Regions from separate parts of the Homo sapiens genome. Here all the other regions are linked to region 2. Evidence: chromatin contacts called from ENCODE Hi-C or POLR2A ChIA-PET data. All regions are on one chromosome and are shown on one strand. The core of a region is the stretch at or near the end of the contact, and the rest is flanking DNA. Distances in the headings are between cores, read along the strand shown. Region 1 has its middle 28 kb from the start of EXPH5. Region 2 overlaps ATM (ATM serine/threonine kinase). Region 3 overlaps DDX10 (DEAD-box helicase 10).

Region 1 (3,274 bases), core at 174-2,673, 380 kb after region 2:
TCTGACTCTGCTGTAATTCTGAAGGCTACCCTATTCACAAATTGTTTCCTTTTTTTTTTTTTTTGCTCAACTAAACTCCATCAAATTTGACTTGTCTCAAGTTTCCTTTTAACACTTACATACCACTGTTTCTTACTTGGATCTTTAATGATGACTTGAATTGTTTTAATTTAAATGTTACTTAATATGTACAAACAAAAAATTAGGTACAAACTTCTGATTCATGTAGCTTTATTAAACTATATGGGCAATAATTTTTTTAAACTTAAAAATTAAAAAAAGAAAACTAAATAACCTAAAAATCTATTTACCAATATGTATGTCATGAAACAGAGGGTATAGTGTTGCTGAAAGAAAACAATGAACTAGGTTTTTAAAAAAATCAGCCATTGGTTACTTTAATGAAATATTCATTTTAATACTGTATCCTCCCGATGCAACGCTAATGAATAAAACACACTGTTTTCAGAATTTTTTTAACTGCATACTTACTACTATACATAGTAGTCATGAACTGTTGAACTTCTGTGTACAGAAGTGAAATTTATGTAACCTATCTACTCATTTATGACAATATGCCTTTTATAGTATTTGCTGTGTGATGACTCAATTCTTCTACCAGTTATCTCTATCTGACTACTTGTAAAACTTTCTCTCACTTCATGCCTCCACTTGGATTGAAACCATCATTCATATATTACATTTGCTTCTTGTGTTTTTTTCTCATTGGTTTATAACAATCAAAGTAGTTCATGACTCCACTGTATCATATCATTTTCATACAAGCAAATGGAAGTCTCAATGGATTAACTTTTCTATAAAACTAAAGTTTTTTTCTATGAAATTGCCTTTAATTTTGAATTTTCACTTCAATGAAATAAGTTTGATTTTGGTAAAAGAATGAAACATCAGTACTACTTTGAACACAGTTAACTGTCATTTTAAAATCAAGACATAAAAGCAACCACAGATGCTTGCCAAGAAATTAAAAATTCAATGCTAAACATGTAGTTCTAACAACAAAGAGGACTAAGATAACACAGAATCTTCTCTCGTAAACCTCAAAATGCTGGATGCAATGTAGCTATTTAGAGGTACAATATAATTATATGTAACTACATAGAGAAAGGAAACTCCCCATACCAGAAATGGAAAAAAGATGTGAAAGCCTTGTGGTAAGCACACAGACTGACTCTGCAATTTTACACTTAGAAATTAACAATGCTATTTAAGACCATAGGTCTTAAGCCTATGCAGGGACACTGAGAGCGATGTGCCTGTGTGAAAGAATGACTAGAAGAACTCTCCCCATAGTCTCAGGGAGACTCAAAGGAAACATGTCAATGCCTAGGTTTTTGGGCAGAAAACAACATAAGCTCTTTCAAGAAATTAAAACCCCAGGTACTCCATGGACAGATGTGGAATTTCCTGTATTGTCCAGAAACTCCCCGAGTCACAAAGTTAATGTAAACCTCAACTTGACAGTATGCCAGAAGCAAAAATTAAATAAACAAATAGCTGGGCATGGTGGCTCATGCCTGTAATCCCAGCACTTTGGGAGGCTAAGGCGGGTGTATTGCTTGAAGCCAAGAGTTAGAGACCAACCTGGCCAACATGGCAAAACCCTGTCTGCACTAAAATAAAAAAAAAATTAGCCAGGCATGGTGGTGCGTGTCTGTAGTCCCAGATACTCAGGAGGCTGAGGCATGAGAATCTCTTGAACCTGGGAGGTGGAGGTTGCAGTGAGCCGAGATTGCACCACTGCACTCCAGCCTGAGTGACAGAGTAAGACTCTGTCTCAATAAATAAGTAAAAAATTAAAAAATAAATGTATTACTCTGTTTTCACGCTGCTATAAAGAACTGCCCAAGACCAGGTAATTTATAAAGGAAAGAGGTTTAATTGACTTCCAGTTCTGCATTGCCTGGGAGGCCTCAGGAAACTTACAATCATGACTGAAGGCAAAGGGGAAGGAATGAATCTTCTTCACAGGGCAGCAAGAGGGAGAAGTGCTAGCAGGGGAAATGCCGGGCACTCCCAAAACCATCAGATCTTGTGAGAACTCACTATCATGAGAACAGCAAGGGGGAAACTGCCTCCATGATCCAATCACTTCCCACTGGGTCCCTCCCACGACATGTGGGGATAATGGGGATTGCAATTCAAGATGAGATTGTGGTGGGGACACAGACAAACCATATAAATAAATAAATAAACAAACAAATAAGCTACTTTACAGGGTACTTCCAAACCCAAGGCTACAAAGAAAAAATGATCCCCAGTGAAATGACAAAATACAGGAGGAAATAATCCACCATGTGTGAAAGTTATCAGATTCAATAAACAGCAGTTATATACTCCCTCCCAAGCACTTCAGCTTATAGCACTATAAAATAAGTATGTTTAAAACAAGAGATAAGAAAGAATAGGAATTACAGGAAAATAAGATCAAAGTCCTACTTTTAAAAAATAAAATTTCTAAAAATTAAAATAAAAAAATACAGCTACACTAATTCTTAAATAGACAATTCATGACCTGAAATTTAGATCTAAGGAAATATATACAAATGTGACTCTCAAAAGCTTGAGAAATGGAAAATATGAAAGATAGTTTAAGAGATATGGAAGAAAGAAGAAAAATGTCCAGTGCCTATCTAATAGGAATTTCCAAAGGAGAGAATGAAGAGTGGGAGAGGCAGTATTTCAAATGATAATGTCTGAGAATTTTCTTAAATTAATGAAAGACATGAATCTTCAGGATAACTAATGATGGAACACCTCAAATGAAAAGAAAATATTAAGACACCCAAAGATTTTTAAAACTTAAACTAAAAGAGAACATTAGTTAAAATGACAATAGACTTTTCAACAGAAATTATCAAATTCAGAGTCAATGGAATAAAAGTTGCAAAACTGTCAACTTAGAATTCTATCCCCAACTAAATTATCATTCAATTGTCAAAATAAAATAAGGCAAAATAAAAATATTTTAATACAAAACAGAGAAGATTTACCACTCACATTCCTTGCTAAAAGAGCTAAAGAAGGATTTACTTTAGGCAGAAACAATTTGAACAAAAAGGGAAGGATGAAGGCAAAGAGGGGTTGAGTGATCAAGGAGAAGGAAGATACTGGTTTTGACTTCTTGCCTCATTTCTTCCCCATTCCAGAAGGGCTTCTATGTTCCTTTCTATTCTTATTTTTTCTATTTTTAATTTTTTTTGTAGAAACAGGATCTTACGATGTTGCCCAGGCTGGTCTCAAACTCCTGGGC
Region 2 (3,425 bases), core at 598-3,097:
AAATTTACAGCAAAACGGAGTGGAAAGTCCACTGGACACACACAGCATGCCCTACTGTCAACATCTTGCACCAGTGGTACATTTGTTACCATCAGTAAACCTATGCTGGGACACATCATTATTATCCAGAGTCCAAGGTTCACTTTTGGTGGTACATATGCTATGGATTTTGACAAGTGTTTTGACATTTTTAAAGATCTTTTTCTGTATCTAATGAGATGGTCATATTTTTTTTTCCTCTGGGAGAGAATGGTAACAATTTTTCACTATTACAGAATCATACAGAATACTTTCACTGTCAGAAAAATCCTCTGTGCTTCACCTTTTCATCTCTTCCTTCTTGTAAACTGTGGGAACCATGGATCTTTTTGCTATCTCCATGGTTTAGCCTTTTCCAGCATGTCATATACAGTTGTGCGTCTCTTAACAATGTGGATATGTTCTGAGAAATACATCATTAGGCAATTTCTTTGTTGCGTGAACGTCATAGGGTGTATTTATACAAACTTAGATGGTATAACACTACGCACCTAAGCTATATGGTATTACTGCTCCTGCACTACAAACCTGTGCAGCATGTTACTATACTGAATACTGTAGGCAGCTGTAACACAATGGCAAGTATTTGTGTCTCTAAACATATATAAACATAGAGGAGGTACAGTAAAAGTATAGTATAAAGGATAAAACATGGTACACCTGTCTAGGGCACTTAACCATGAATGGAGCTTGCAGGACTGGAAGTTGCTCTGGGTATGTAAATGTGTGGTAATGTAAAGGCCTGGGATACTATATACTACTGTAGAATTTGTAAACTCTTATTCTGTACCAAATTTAAAAATTTATGTTTTTCTTTCTTCAATACTAAAGTAACATTAGCTACTATAACTTTTTTACTTTATAAACTTTAAAAATGTTTAAACTTTTTGACTCTTTTGTAATAACACTTAGCTTAAAATACAAATGCATTGTACAGCTGTACAAAAATATTTTTTCCTTATATACTTATAGATGTTTTTTCTTTTGTTCTATAAGCTTTTTAAATGAAATTATTATTACTCTATTTTTTCCTTTAAACTTTTTTGTTGAAAACAAAGACACAAACACACACATGAGCTTAGGCCTACATAAGGTCAGGATCATCAGTATCACTGTCTTCTGTCCCTGCATCTTGTCCCCCTGGGAGATCTTCAGGGACATGCACAGAGCTTTCATCTCCTATGATAATGGTGCTTTATTCTGAAATACCTCCTAAAGGACCTACCTGAGACTGTTTTACTGTTTTGTTTTGTTTTGTTTTTTAAGAAGAAGAAGGAGGAATATAGTATAAAATGGTGATAAAAAGCATAGTAGAGTAAGTACATAAACCTAACATTTTACCAGTAACTTAGTCATTTATTATCATTATCAAGGTTTATGTACTATACATGATTGTATGTATTATACTTTTATATGACTGGCAGTGCAGTGGGTTTTTTTTACACAAGTATCACCACAAATGCTTGTGAGTAATTTCTTGTGCTATGACATCACTAAGTATTTAAATAGGAATTTTTCAGTTCTGATACAATCTTACGGTACCACCTTTTCATATTGCCATTTGTCATTGAATAGAATGTTGTTATGTAGTATGTGACTGTGGTTGGAATCATAACAGTATGTATCATTTTCAGATTGCCTTCTTTCATTTAGTAATATGCATTTAAGGTTCCTCCATGTCTTTCTCTTTCTTTCTTTCTGTCTTTCTTTCTTTCTTTTTTTTTTTTTTTTTTTTTTTTTGAGATAGGGCCTCACTCTGTCACCCAGGCTGGAGTGTGGTGGTGAGATCATGGCTCTGCAGCTTCGACCTCCTGAGCTCAAATGATCCTCCCACCCCCTTCCAAGTAGCTGTGACCACAGACACAAGCCATCACACCCTGCTAATTTTTCATTTTTAGTAGAGATAAGGTCTTATTATGTTGCTTATGCCAGCAGCTTGAACTCAGCCTCCCAAAGTGTTGGGATTACAGGTGTGAACCACCGTTCTCAGCTCCTCGATGTCTTTTTATGGCTTGATAGGCTGAAGTGGGAGGATCACTTGAGCCCAGGAGTCCAAATCTAGCCTGGGCAGTGTAGTGAGACTTCCGTCTCTTAAAAAAACAAAAAACAAAAAAAAGAGGACCAAAGTTACTGATATTAGAAATGAAATGAGATCTAATTGCAGATCCTATAGATATTCAAAGGATAATAAGGAAACACTATGAACATCTATTAATTTAAATGGGCCAGTTCCTCAAAACCATACATTATCAAAAGTCATCCAATATAAAATAGATAATTTGACTAGTCCCATAACTATTAGGAGAATAAATTGAATCCATAATTTAAAGCCTTTCATAAGACAAATTGGGAACAAGATAAGGATGTGCACTCTCACCACTCCTTTTCAACATTATGTTGGAGGTTCTAGCCAGGGTAGTTAGACAAGAAAAATAAAAGGCATACAGATTGGAAAGGAAGAAATAACACTCCCCTTTGTAGATGACATGATTGTCTATATATAAAGTCCCAATATACACAAGTATAACATTGTGAATAATGTTATTTGGGGACTGGGCACAGTGGCTTACACCTGTCATCTCAGCACTTTCGGAGGCTGAGGCAGGTGGATCATCTAAGGTCAGATGATGGCTTCCTCTAAAACAGGACAGATTTACTTGTAGCCTATTGATTATAAAAAGCTTGAGGTTTCTCTGTTATAACTCAGTCCACTGTTTTCGCAGTGTCAAGTGTCCCATTTCACCTTGCCTTTGGTACTGGGGAACTGATGCAAAAATGAAGGTAGTCTGGCTACCATCATTACTGGGAGAAATAAACTGTCCTTTTTCTCTTATCAGGAATCTCAGGTTTCCTGCTAGCACCCAGGAAACTGTCATGCTAATTTGTTAGGTTACAAGTAGATAAAATCTCAGCCAGGCACAGTGGCTTATGCGTGTAATCCTAGCACTTTGGGAGGCCAAAGCAGGTGGATCACTTGAGCCCAGGAGTTCAAGACCAGCCTGGGCAACATGGTGAAATCCTGTCTCTACCTAAAATACCAATCAGTTGGGTGTGGTGGTGTGGGCCTCTAGACCCAGCTACTTGGGAGGCTAAGGTGGGAGGATTACCTGAGTCTGCTGAGATTGAAGCTACAGTGAGCCGTGATCTTACCACCACACACCAGTTTGGGTGACAGAGTAAGACTCTACCTCAAATAAATAAGAAACAAACCAAGCAGAGTAAAATTTCATACCCTTCATAGGTCTCAACACATTTTTTGCATATTATTAATCAAACAGTATTATTATTTTAAAAAACTGTGGAGGCCAGGCCCAGTGGCTCATGCCCATAATCCCAGCACTTTGGGAGACCAAGGTGGGTAGATCACTTGAGGCCAGGAGTTTGAG
Region 3 (3,433 bases), core at 17-2,516, 490 kb after region 2:
GAAAGGAAGGCTTTTAAGTGACTTGTCCAAGGTCACAGTGGTGAAGTTAGCAGTTAAACCTATTTGTGATGCTAAGTCACATTTTCTTTCTCTGCTGTCGTGCCTACCATTATTTGTGTGTAGTTTGCTTTCTGTAATTGGGTAATGTCAGTGTAATTGACAGTATTGTAAATAATTTTGGGCTACTCATTGTGTGCGCACACTTGGAGTATAAAATGAATGTTTGCCTTTAGACTTCGGCGTAAATGGAGACGAGAGGTACTGAGTGCCAGGTGCAAGCAAGGCCTTCTGGAATGCTGCCTTGTCACAATCCTTTTCTGTTTGACGAGATCGATGCAGTGAAGGACAACAAGATTTTCTTAGCAGTGGAGAAGTGCCACGAGTGATGAAGCAATAAGACATGTGCAGGAGAGAGCGCAGGTGTAGTGATCAGGCACAAAGGCAGTAAGAGATGGCTGGTTGACCTCCCACCATAGGGAAGAACCTTGTTTTGGCTAATTGTCTTGTTGGGTGTTCAGAAAGTTGACCTCCAGGGAGACAGTGTTAGATAAGAGCATGAACATACAATTAAAATGATTAAATTAAAATTTATTTTTGGAACACTTATTTCCTTAAATGTGAGAATGAAATCTCTAAGCATATGCTTTCTTTTCTTTTTCAGTTTAAACCTTTTTAGAAATGAGACTGGGTAGATTCCATTTTAGCTCAACAAATGTCCTTTTAAAGCTTTCTTAAAAGTAAACATAGGTCAGTTTTAATTAAGATTTGAATGATACCCATAGATTATTCATTGTACCTTAGAGTTGATTCCAGATCCTGTTTACATTGATTTAGTCCTACTTTTTTTTTTTTTTTTAGTAGCTTTTTCTTTTTTTAGTACTGTAAGAACTCACTGTTGGTGTTAAAACACAGATTAGCTAACTTTGAAGCTTATAAGTATACTCTTATAAAAAGATTCCAAGTTCCAAATCAAGATTCTCCTATGTGGGAGCTAGGATGTTTCTGCCTCTTGTCTCTTCACTTTTTCTCTTTCTCTCTTTTTCCCTCCTTTCAGCAGCAGTTACCTAACGGATGCCAGGGACTGTGTTAGGTACTTAGTGACTTTTAGGAACTTGGACTAAGTATTTGTAAAATAAGTACTGGAAAATGATTAACATCTATCAATTTTTTTATAACTTACCATGCACTTTGACTATCATATCTCACTTATTTAAATTCTTACCACAGCCTTGTGTAGTGTTGTTGTCATGTTACAAGTTCAGACACAGGCTTTGACAGGTTCACTTACTTCCTTGCCTAATGTTGCATAGTTAGTGAAGCGCTAGCACTGGAGTCTGTACTTAGGCCCCTCTGACTTGCCTCGGTATGATTGTGCTTGCTTTGATTCCCGTCATTTCTACATTTAGTGGTGGCTTTTAGTGTTCCATTTTCACTTCCCACTTACACTGCCATTCTGCCCCCAGATTCTTATTACCTCATTCTTGGCTCGGGGGGATAAGCTTCATAATTGGTTCTCGTTGTTCTTCTGAGTCATCTTCCTGTGAACCTTGGTCAAATTAGTATTTTTTTTCAAGTGGTTTACCTTCCATGCTACCCTTAAGTTCACCCTTGCAGTTGGGTTTTGTAAGCTAGCCCCTATCCTATTGTCCTGCGAGACCATTCTTCCCAGTTTCCACTTAAACAGTGAAGGATTCCTTCCTGGATTATTTTCTTCCCACTCCAGCATTTCACATCTTTCAAGATGCAGTGCTTATCTTGTCTCTTCTTTGAAGCCATCCCTTACTTCTTCAACCCACTGACCTCTGGATTCCAATGGTCTATTTTGCTAGTATTTTTTTCTTTTTCTTGACATTTCATAATGTAGCCACATGTCTCTTAATTTTTATCTCTTCCATACCTGGTGATTTGTGTTCAGGGGCCTTATGTAATGTTCAGTTGACTTAAACAGAAGGAAGAACTCTAAAGTCAAGACTACTGTACTCCGAATTTTTGCTACCATGAAGTGAAACAATGGTAGCATGATCTCAGATGTTGCCAGCTGAAATAGTTTGGTATATATGCTCATTTGTCTTATAGGTGTCTTTTCTGTTTTTTGGCATCCTGTGCTTAATTCTTTTTTTGTAATCTAAGCTTTGTTCCAATTCAAAAGGAGTTGTTATTGTGTAACATGAAGCTTAGATGCATATATTGAGTTGCTTTATGTATTTTTTTTCCTATTTGAGTTTGGTATGCAGATGACTTCCTGAGGATGTAAATTTTCAGTGGAAAGCTTAAAGCTGGTTTTGGCATGATGTTTATTCTGTAACATGCTGAATCATTATATCAAATATTGAGTCGTTTTCCTTTATCTCCTTCTTTTATACAATATTCAATATTTATAACATCTGCTAACTACTGAATTTTTAAATCTACTTTTGTGGTTGAAGTTTAAACAGCTACTTTTACAGGCCGTATTTATCTTTATTTTAAGGTAGTTACACAGGTAATGAAAGAAATGTGAAATAGGACAGGCTGTTCTTGAAGGTCATGTGAATTGCCCTTTGAACTTGTTATATGATTAGAAATAAGGAGTTTTCAAATTCATAAACAAGTGCTTGTTTATATGGCTCTAACAAATATAATTGTACAACACTGCTAATATGGCAGATTAGTTTCCAGAAATGCTGTTCATAAGACCACTTTTTAAGTCTCTAAGCAGTGTGTGTATCTGTACCTGAACTTGTTAATGGGAGGACTGTCTTTGTGATGGCACTGGATTCAACTTTCACATTTCTTTTCAACACTTTTAAATTGTCCAAGCAAATTTTTGTTTTGACTTTGTTCTTTTCAATGCATATTTTGAAACACGGTTTCAAGTCCAAGGCAACATCTGAGGCTAGTGCCATCTGTTGGTGACAGTTAGAATTAAATCACTTTTGCTTTGATGCGAAGCTTTGTTCTTTACCATGAAAGTGTACATTTTAGGTGAAATGCCGGCTTATTAAGTGAAGACTTCATGAAGTTTTTAGAAAAATTTATTCAGCAAATATTTGAACACCTGCTGTGTGCTAGGCATTGAGAGCTGTTAGCAAAACCAACAGTATTCCCTGTGCATTAATGGGTGGGATGGACAAAAAATGAATATGTGTGCTATGGTAGGGGCAAGATGAAGCAGTGTAAGGGGGATATAGAATTCAGGGAAGGTGGGTGGCATGCTGCAATTTCAGATAGAATGATCAGAGGTGGTCACCATGGAGGGTGTATAAGGCACTCTTCTGTTGTTGCTGGATCATGAACTTTAGAGGTTTTAAGCATTGAAAATATTATTGTTCCTCCTCCCCCATAGGTAATTTGAAATGAAAACAGTATGAAACTTGAAAATAGTAAGAAAGTCCTGAAGTTATTTTCTCCATGATGGCTACTTCACTGCTTTTGTTGAAATAAATTATTTCAA

Evidence for each region. A loop is a pair of places that touch in the nucleus more often than their neighbours do. ChIA-PET counts read pairs that join two places held with the same protein, here RNA polymerase II (POLR2A). Pooled maps may share reads with other maps.
Region 1: a loop to region 2 is called in a pooled map, with 15 times the contacts of the local background. The contact joins two enhancer-like sites. A Hi-C loop is called at or near these places in 6 of 37 single-sample maps with no recorded cell type and 11 of 50 pooled maps. POLR2A ChIA-PET finds 5 or more read pairs at or near these places in 2 of 52 experiments (GM12878 and activated naive CD4-positive, alpha-beta T cell).
Region 3: a pooled map shows a loop between it and region 2 (8-fold over the local background). The contact joins two enhancer-like sites. A Hi-C loop is called at or near these places in 1 of 168 maps with a recorded cell type or tissue (HepG2) and 8 of 50 pooled maps. POLR2A ChIA-PET finds 5 or more read pairs at or near these places in 1 of 52 experiments (activated T-cell).

The regions. Positions count from the first base shown.
Region 1 is chr11:108,620,473-108,623,746 of GRCh38, forward strand. No RefSeq gene overlaps it. Among named protein-coding and RNA genes, the nearest start is that of EXPH5, 28 kb to the left of the region's middle. RefSeq lists an enhancer at 1,495-1,574. Within about 2 kb of position 1,424, at least 5 of the 41 ENCODE cell types and tissues checked have a DNase peak (open chromatin) inside an H3K27ac peak, as active enhancers do.
Region 2 is chr11:108,239,989-108,243,413 of GRCh38, forward strand. All of the region lies in intron 5 of ATM (ATM serine/threonine kinase), which reads left to right. Among named protein-coding and RNA genes, the nearest start is that of ATM, 19 kb to the left of the region's middle. Within about 2 kb of position 1,848, at least 3 of the 41 ENCODE cell types and tissues checked have a DNase peak (open chromatin) inside an H3K27ac peak, as active enhancers do.
Region 3 is chr11:108,732,270-108,735,702 of GRCh38, forward strand. The region is part of intron 13 of DDX10 (DEAD-box helicase 10); the gene reads left to right. All of the region lies in intron 2 of LOC124902750 (a long non-coding RNA gene), which reads right to left. Among named protein-coding and RNA genes, the nearest start is that of DDX10, 69 kb to the left of the region's middle. RefSeq lists an enhancer at 1,503-1,622. Within about 2 kb of position 1,267, at least 7 of the 41 ENCODE cell types and tissues checked have a DNase peak (open chromatin) inside an H3K27ac peak, as active enhancers do.